Regions from separate parts of the Homo sapiens genome. Here region 1 is linked to region 2. Evidence: chromatin loops called from intact Hi-C (ENCODE). Cell type or tissue: endothelial cell of umbilical vein. All regions are shown on one strand.

Region 1 (5,000 bases), 530 kb before region 2:
TACATACCATCGAATTTTACTTAGCAATGAAAAGGAACAAACTATTGATACACACAACCTCAATAAATCTCCAAAGAATGATGCTGAGTGGAAAAAAAAAAAAACTCTTATTCTAAAACTTTACATATTGCATGATTCCATTTATATAACATTCTTGGAATGACAAAATTATACAAGTGCAGAACAGATTAGTATTTGCCAGGGATAAGGGATGAGGAGGCAGGGAAGGAGAGAGGTGGCATCCTTGTGATGATAATTGTTCTGGATGTGGACTTTGTCAATGTCAATATGCAAGTCTGATAGCTGAACTATAGTTTTGCAACATGGTACTATTGGGAAAATTAGGTAAAGCATACATGGGCCTCCCTGTATTTCTTAAAACTGCACATAAATATACTATTATCATTTAAAAAGTTATTTAAAAACAAAATATAGAAAAACGTGTAGACATAAAAATATGTGACATAGTAGGCAGGAGGATAAACTTAGAATCAGAAGATCTAGGTTCGTATCCCCAGTGTACCAGTTCTAGCTATTGTGTCAAATTGGTTATCTGTTTGCAAAACTTATTTTCTCTTTATTTTAGGTACACAGAAAGACTAGATTTTCTCGTCTTTTCTGCAATTAAATGTAGTTACATGATTACATTTGACCAGTAATATGTGGGTAAAAGAGATATTCATTACTTGTAGTGGTTGGCCCATAAAATCTGCAGGTGTCACACTCCATTTTCTTTCCTTCTCCAGTAGCTTGCTTCATAAGAGCACAGCAAATTTGGAAGTAACATTTTGAAGCGGGGGAAAAACATAGAGGAGCCTGTGACCCTGAATTGCCATTTGTAGGACAACTGATGATGGGAACCCAGTTTTGGAATTCACATGAGTAAAACATAAACCATTGCATTAAGCCACAGAGATTTGGGGCAGTCAGGACATCTTAACTCATATAGTCATTCCTGGCAGCTCTTCAGAAATCAAGCCCAACACTTTTCTGGAACATTCTACTGTCTCTCCTTTTAGATCTGCAGATTCAAGGGGTCACCCATTTCCTTTTATTTGATGAGGTAATATTAGCAATGTCCTTTGACTTTCACAGAATCACCCCTTTATGACCCTAAAACCAATATTTAAAAAATAATTTATAATGCCTTCACCTTATTCCAAGAAAAATATAAAGTAGCTGACGAAAATGCATACACTAGACCAAAATCAAATAATTTAGAAACAAATTTTTGAAAAGAGGCAATAGTAAGAAACAGAAACAGGAAATTTAAATATCCCCAGAGGTGAGGTAAATACACAAATATATTTCAGAAAGACCTGTATGTTTGCAGATCTCATATTTATTTCTAGCAGCTTACATAATTGGGAAATATTATATATTACAAGATTTATTTCATGCATTTAATCAGTTGAGTCACATCAAGATTTATTTGGATGCATTTTTTAAACTAGGGTGGAAAGCATGCATGATAGAAGTTGTTCAGGGAAAATACCACTTTCCTGATATTGACACCTGGGGAATTTTTTTACTGTATGTTCTCCTTGAAAGGTCAGTGAATAAGGAAATAAACATTTTTTTTATCGACCTTGCAGCAAACACTGCCACAAATCAAAGACCATTAAATTTCAAAACTGAAACATTGAAAGAGAATCCTAAGTGTAAATAGACACCCCCTTCTTTTCTTATTTCTCATTTACTTTTCTCAGAAATCCTCAACAACAACTGATATATTTTCCAGAGGCATCACTTAATCTATTGAGAAAGAAATATGATAGAGATCTAGATTGTAATTGGTTTTCTCAGTGATATCAATGCAATTGTAGGTAAATTGCTAGCCATTAATGAATTGGGGAATGCCTCAATAATTCTGAAAATTTTCAGAACAGAAAGCAGACAATACAAAACTGTTCATTGGATAACATACATGCAAATTTCCTCTGGGTTTTAGGTAAGCAAGTTGTGAAAAAAAAAGAGTAATTTAAATTTGATATGTGGAATGACTTTAGCTACAGAATCGTTGAGGAAGATTACTTGAGACTAGGTCATTTTTCCCAGTGTAAATATAAGTACAATAACTTTTCTAGCAAATTTGAATAACATAAAATTTAACATCATTATCAAATTTGATAGCATAAAAATTTCAACATTTTCTGTGTGTAACGTAAAGAACTTGAGATGCACTCCAGTTCCCAGTATAGCATATAAAAATGTCATCCCTTTCATTCCTCCTTTATCCCTCTTTAATATTTCTCTCGTGATTTGAGGAATTCTGAAATGTGAAACAAGATACTTTTCATGCCCACAAGGGGGACCCTTTGCACCACAGCAGCAGAGTTTACACAGTACAGCTCTTCCTGCTAATACACCATTTGGTTAAAGCCATGGTCTGCCATAAAATACCAGAAAGTCAAGTCATATCCCATCTCCTTGGCCTCACCTGTGAATCCAGGCTGACAGATACAGACATAACCTGAGGCTTCATGGTAGCTGAAAGAAGAAGGCAGTCCAGTGATGCGTCCATATTGTTTCTCTGAGGACAGCTCCACACATTCCCCATTGGACTGGCAGGGGTTACTATTGCATTCATTGAGGTCGATCTCACACTGGGCACCTGTGTATCCTGCATGATGAAAATTCAGAGAAGCTGCTAAGTCAAAGGTGTTGAATTATAGAGCATTTGCCTAAAAGGAGGTTGACTGCTATACTGGCATTGATTTAGCAAGTTGATGTGCCTGCCCTCAAGGAGCTGGTAAGGGGAATCTGGTAAGAGGAGGCTTAGTGGAAACAAGTACTAGTATCAGTAAAATCACTTAAATAATTTTGACCAAAAAATTTTAAAGAAAAATTTGATTAATAAGACTTGAAATAAAATTAGATGTCAGGATAACCTGGATTTAACCTGAACATTTTAATGAAAGCCTCCAATTTTTCAAATACTCATTTGTGAATTTGTATTTAAAAATATTTCAATAGCTGAAAAGTCAGCAAATATCCACAAAACCAAACTAAATTCTCTTAAAACTCAAAGTAAAGGTAAATCCTTATTTCATAGCATTCAATGAAACAGAATAAGAGGTTGTTTTAAATTTGCATGGACTTAGCTGGATTATTTTATTAGGACCAGGAATAAGAACAGTAAAACATGATTTGTCACTTTATAGATAATTAAAACATTAAATATCAATGAAAGTTCTCTACTTGAACTTTTTCTTTGCTTTTATAAATACGAGCAACTGTAAGAAATACATACAGTTTTAGTGTATGTGACTGTTTTAACATAACTGGAACTGTATTATCTGCATTCTTTAGCAACTTGCTTTATTCACTCCCTTGCACAGTCTAGCCATGTTAGTAATATAGATCTAACTCACAATTTATAACTACTGCCAAGTATTTCAGAATATAGATGTGCCATGCCTTAACCATTGTCTTACAGTTTAACCTTTGTTTTATGTACATTTTTGCTATTGTGATGTTGCAATTAATATCATTATGAGAGGTGACAGTGTGCTGGCAGCCCTCGCAGCCCTCGCTCGCTCTGGGCGCCTCCTGGGCCTGGGCACCCACTCTGGCCACGCTTGAGGAGCCCTTCAGCCCACCGTTGCATTGTGGGAGCCCCTCTATGGGCTGGCCGAGAATGGAGTCGGCTCCCTCAGCCTGCGGGGAGGTGTGGAGGGACAGATGTGTGTGGGAACCGAGGCTGCACGGGCGCTTGCGGGGCTGCGTGAGTTCTGGGTGGGCGTGGGCTTGCCGGCCCAAAACTCAGAGCGGCCGGTGGGCGCCGCTGCCCACGGCATTGAGGGGCTTAGCACCCGGGCCAGCAGCTGTGGAGGGTACGCAGGAGCCCCCAGCAGTGCCAGCACACCAGTGCTGCTCTGGAATTCTCGCCAGGCCTCAGCTGCCTCCCCTCAGGACAGGGCTCGGAACCTGCAGCCCGCCATGCCTGAGCCCCCCGCAATCCCCCAGGGCTCCTGAGCAGCCCCAGCTTCCAGGATGAGCACCACCCCCTGCTCCGCGGCGCCGGGTCCCATCAACCGCCCAAGGGCTGAGGAGTGCCAGCGCACTGCGCGGGACTGGCGGGCAGCTCCACCTGCGGCCCCTGCGTGGGATCCACTAGCTGAAGCTAGCTGGGCTCCTGAGTCTAGTACGGATTATGTCTAGCTAAGGGATTGTGGATGCACCAATCAGCACCCTGTGTCTAGCTCAAGGTTTGTGGATGCCCAATGGGCACTCTGTATCTAGCTAATCTGGTGGGGACTTGAAGAATATTTATGTCTAGCTAAGGGATTGTAAATACACCAACCAGCACTCTGTGTCTAGCTTAAGGTTTGTAAACACATCAATCAGCACCCTGTGTCTAGCTCAAGGTTTGTGGATGCAACAATAGGCACTCTGTATCTAGCTAATCTAGTGGGACTTGGAGAATCTTTATGGCTAAGGGATTGTAAATACACCAATCAGCACTCTGTGTCTAGCTCGAGGTTTGAAAATGCACCAATCAGTGCTCTGTCAAAATGGACCAATCAGCTCTCTGTAAAACAGACCAATTGGCTCGCTGTAAAATGGACCAATCAGCAGGATGTGGGTGGGTGGGCGGGGGGGGGGGGGTGGGCGGGGGGGGGGGGTGGGGGGGCGGGGGGCAGATAAGGGAATAAAAGCAGGCTGCTGGAGCCAGCAGTGGCAACGTGCTGAGGTCATGTTGTACACTGTGGAGGCTTTGTGCTTTTGCTTGTTGAAATAACTCTTGCTGTTGCCCACTGTTTGGGTCCACACTGACTTTATGAGCTGTAGCACTCACCATGAAGGTCTGCAGCTTCACTCCTGAGACCAACAAGACCACGAACCCTCCAGGAGGAATAAACAACTCTCCAGACGCGGCCAGACGTGCCATCTTAAGAGTTGTAACACTCACTGCAAAGGTCTGCGGCTTCACTCTTGAAGCCAGTAAGACCACGAACCCACCAGAAAGAAGAAACTCTGAACACGTCCGAACATCA
Region 2 (5,000 bases):
TTCATATTCAACATTCTTTGGAGTAACACTAAGAGGACACGGGTTTTGAAATTGATGATGGTTCTTAAAAATCCCGTAGGAATTATAAAATGGAAAAGTATGATAAAAATTTTTTAAAAACACTGAATATACTTAATAATACATGGGGAGCTGACAGACAAATAAATCCATGAACTTGAACATACAGCAATATAAATTACCCACTCTGAAAATAGACTGAAAACAAAAAACTGAACTGAGACATTCAGAAAAATACAACAACAAATAATGCAGATGCAGAAAAAGAAGAGAAAGGATATTGGGCTGGAAAAATGAATAAATAAAAGGATACCTGAAAACTTCCCATTTTGACAATAAGGCATAAACTTATATTTAAGAAGCTGAGTGAACTCCAAAGAGGATAAAAACATTGGAATTTATACCAATATACATTAAAATAAAACTACTTTAAAAAAAGAAAAAAATACCTTGAAAGCAACTAGACAAAAACTATGCTTTTCCTTGAGGGGATCAACAATTCAAATGATGGTAAGTTTTTCATCTATAACCATGTGGCACAGTTTTCAAGTGTTCAAAGAACTGTCAACTCCAAATTTGATATCCAGTGACACGATCTTTTACAAGTAAAGGGGTAAATATAGACATTCTCAGAGAAAGGGAAACCAAGAGAATTTGTCTCCAGTAGACCTATGCCTAAAGATAACTAAAGGAATTCTTCAAATTAAAATAAAACAGATAAAAGAAAGAGCTTGAGACTTCAGGATCCTGAAAAAATAGAACGATATAATGGATAAAAAGAGGAGTCAATATAACACGATATCTTTTTCCTCATAAGTTTTTTCAATTATGTTTGATATTTGAAGCAAATGAGTTTAATATGGTGCTCAATGCATGCAGAGAAAATACGACTGGCATTTATACTTACAATGTGGAGAGTATAAATGGATCTACATGAAAGTAAGCTTTCCATATTCCAGTTGTTGATTTAAATGTCAGTGCCAGTAGACAGTAATATATTATTACATATATATAGTATTAGCTAGAGCAACAACTTTTTAAAAGGAGAAGAAAAGCTATGCAAAGAGATACAATGGAAAACAATACATATGAATCAAAATTAATCTCCTTAATAATTTTCCCTACAGGGAATGGAGGAATAGGGAAATAGGACTGAAACCCAGAGGGAACAGACAGAAACAAATAAATGACAGAGGTTTAAGTCCTATATATCAATAATTATGTTAAGTGTAATTGGTCCAAGTGCACCAGTTAACAGGCCATGAAAGGATGAATGGATATGTAAACATGACCCAACTATATGCTGTCTACAAAAACTCACTTCAATAATAAACATAGGTAGAGTCTAAGTAAAATAGTGAAAAAAAAAAAAAAACACAGGACAACATTAATTTTAAAACATAAAGGTAAGTAAGATACAATTTCCTTTTCTGGTTTCCCTTACTCCATCTCTATTTATTAGAATGACCCAGGACTATGTGCTCGGACTTCTTTTTATAAATACAGTCAGTCACACACCTTTAAATATAATCCATATACTGAAGATGCCCACATTTATATCACAGTCTATGATCTCTCTTCAACTGCCTATTCCATATCTTAGAATGCACATCACTTATGGCTGTCAAATGCACATAATGTATCTTTTATTACACGTATTCCTGAGAAGGAACTAAGTGTTGTGATGCTTAAAAAGTATTGTTTTTCAGGTTCCAACTCTTTTAATTTGGTCGAATCTTTCTCAAAAATAATACACCCTATTACTTGTGTTCTGTTCACAGGAAGAATTGAATTTTAAGCACCATCAATCATTTTATTTGCATTTGAAAAATCTATTAATAAAAATGACTTCATTTTGTTTAAATCAACATATTTTAACCCTGCTATACTCCCCCAAAATGTTAAAAGAAATATAATACTCTACCTTTGCATTGAGGTGGTTCTGTCCAGTTTCCATTTAAACACATCACTTCTTCATCCCCAAACATTTCATAAGGGCTCCTACATTCATAACGTACTCTCTCACCAGATGGATATTTACTCATCTGTCTCGACAGTATATGAGCATTTTGTACTGTGGGCGGATTCACACAGGAAGTGTCTGAGTAGAAAAAAAAGAAGTGGTTCCACCTAGTGTTCATTTTGAGTAGCAAATCAACTAATACAGTTACAAATATGTTTCAAGACGAATTTAAAATAAGTAGACAATCTCATCAAATATTTTGTTGATTTTAATAAATTTAAATGTAATATTGAAGAAAAGACATGAAACTATTTTTTGTCAGGTACAAGCTTTGATGTTTTAAATTTCTTCTTCATCCTTCGCTAGAACACTGATAGACCTTTATTTTTCCCTTCTGGAAGCCAGTGTAAACGAAAGTTTTCCTGGATATCTCTCTTTGAGTTTGAGTAAACAAATATTACCAGTTCTATTTATTTAACATTAATTTATAAAATGCAAAAAGTCAGCATAAATAGATTATGTGATACCAGATTTTTGTTTGCAATCATCCTGCTTATACATTTTAGCCTCTTAAAAATAAACACAAATAGGCATTTTCTTAGTGAATAAGCAAAGATTTAAAAACACATTTTGAAAATTACCCAAGTTAGTAGAGAAGAAGAATGGTTAATCAAAGGATCTAAATTGGAGATGTGGAAAAATAAAAGAAAATAAGTCTATAATAATAAAAATAACTTCAGATAATTTAATTGCCAATGATTAAGGATACTATGCTGAACAATGCAAAATTCATCAGAGAGTTTCAGGTCCATGTGTAGTGATAATAGACTATAGCAATGCTTCTCACACAGAAGTGTGCATAGAATTCCCTGGAGGGGTTGGTAAAACAGATTCAGGGTTCTATTTCGACATTTTTGATTCCGTGTGTCTAGAATGAGCTTATGGAATTGTATTTTCATTTCAAACAATCTCCAAGGAGATGATGATGCTACCGGTTTAGCGACCACACTTTGAGAACATTTGATTTATATAGGTAGGCAAACTATGTTATTCAACATCCACTTGGACACAATTGGAACTGAAAATCAAATGAATAAAGATAAAAGTATGTGGCAAAACCTATATTTAACCTGTAAAAAAGATTTATTTCTCTCAAACTTTATAATAGATAACAGCATATGAGAGAACAGCATTGTACTTACCAGTGGACCTGCATTTGGGAGGGGTGGACCAGCCCCGTTCTACACATGAAATGTTGTTCTCATTGTTTTGAAGTCTGTATCCTGTGTTGCAAATAATTTGCACAGTATCACCTTCCAGATGTGTTTGTCCTGAAGATTCAGAATGACCATTTTCCACAAAAGGAAAGAAACACAGTCCTAAGGACCAAAAACGGATTAATGTACAAGATGGAAGTAGCAAAGAAAAAGTACAACTGCATTTTAAAATATTTTAATAAACCGGGTGAAGTGGCTCACTCTGGTAATCTCTGCGCTTTGGGAGGCTGAGGCGAGTGGATCACTTGAGGCCAGGAGTTCGAGACCTGCCTGGCCAACATGGTGAAACCCTGTTTCTAGTAAAAATACAAAAATTAGCGGGCATAGTGGTGCGCACTTATAATTCCAGCTACTCTGGAGGCTGAGACAGGAGAATCACTTGAATCTAGAAGGCAGAGGTAGCAGTGAGTTGAGATGGCTCAAAAACAAAACAAAACAAACAAACGAACAAAAAAAATTAAAAAGGAAAGCTTTCAAAGCTGAAATCAAATATAAACACTTTCAAAAGAAGTTAACTCATGCTACTATATATATGATGAAACATATTTTTGGTTCTTTTATATGTATATATAGAAGAAAATATTTCATTTTCTTGCTCTATGGTTTTTATAATGAAATATTTTATGTTTGTCAACCTTTTAGGGACAAAAGAACCTCTTCATATATCTATTTCTCTCTTAACTCTCATAAATGTTTCTTAGGAGAAAGATCATTGCTATCTCCTTTGTTGCCTCATGTATCTGTCTCCCAATTTTTTTTTCTTTTAATACACCTGTTATCATTGGAGTCTGCTCTCTACATTTATTGGAGAATTAATATAGCTACACTGTGAAGGACCAAAGAAATTATTTATTGAAATATAAAAGTGAAAATGCTAAACCTCCTTTCAATATGCTAAAGAATGGTAAATTCAAAACAGAATATGTATAAAAATGACATTTAAAAGGAAAACTTTGATCAGGCTGCTGCGAAATGAATATTAGTAAAGAAATATTAGCAGTCAAATATATTAAAGATCAGTTTAAAAAAATTAATATATTTCAACACGTAGAGCATTTCCAGGTAACACAAGACAGTTGACATATTTATTCTTCATTGATTCTTATAGGAGGCATCTCAAAATAGGGGGACTACATCTCCCATCTTTCCAGCTTCTTTGGTCACTGTCCCTGTGATTATCAAGACCTTATGATCTTGTCTGGCATATCCTTCTCTATTCACTGAATGACATCCATTTAATGAACAGAGCATTTACTCACTGAGACACTTTGGTGTTGGTGACCATCCTTCTTCTGTGCATGTTATGCGAGTCCAAAATGATTTTGAAGGAGACACAAAATTATATTCACAGGAGTAATAGAAAACTTCCCCTGTAGGAACCTGGGAAAATGGCTTATATTTTTCTTCATCATATAGAATTCCATGGTTTATTTTTGGAAAATCACAAAATGTTGCTGGGAAAATAACATAAAACTGAAGAATTACATAATAAGTTACATAAATAAATCACTAGATTATATTTTAATCATCTCACTTATAGTGTTTTTCTTTCATTTAGCTTAAATGCCTTTAGCTTAAATGCTTTCCAGTGTACAAATTAGGAATGAAAAGCATCACTAACTAGGAGTACATGACTATTTGAGGAGGTAATTGTTAATGAATATAAAATTTATATTTTGGAGTGATATGAAATATGAACTCTCCTGCATTGTCTTCAAGAATAAAACCCACACACAACAATT

What was found. Hi-C counts contacts between places; a loop is a spot of excess contacts. Peaks named below come from ENCODE experiments on the same cell type or tissue, not always from the same donor. Only the 100,000 strongest peaks of a DNase experiment are listed, where the experiment ranks them.
Region 1: it touches region 2 in a loop (7-fold over the local background); 10 of 110 quality-filtered maps call a loop at or near these places.

Annotation. Positions count from the first base shown.
Region 1 is chr1:197,354,454-197,359,453 of GRCh38, reverse strand. CRB1 (crumbs cell polarity complex component 1) reads right to left here. Exons shown (of 12, transcript NM_201253.3): 5 at 2,441-2,623. Among named protein-coding and RNA genes, the nearest start is that of CRB1, 89 kb to the right of the region's middle. In endothelial cell of umbilical vein, a CTCF peak has its summit at 2,326 (motif pointing right); a DNase peak (open chromatin) is centred at 2,333.
Region 2 is chr1:196,825,189-196,830,188 of GRCh38, reverse strand. CFHR1 (complement factor H related 1) reads right to left here. Exons shown (of 6, transcript NM_002113.3): 2 at 4,518-4,712; 3 at 3,184-3,360; 4 at 1,943-2,119. Among named protein-coding and RNA genes, the nearest start is that of CFHR1, 8.0 kb to the right of the region's middle. In endothelial cell of umbilical vein, no CTCF peak of the experiment used is centred here; a DNase peak (open chromatin) is centred at 2,108; H3K27me3 peaks cover 166 bases.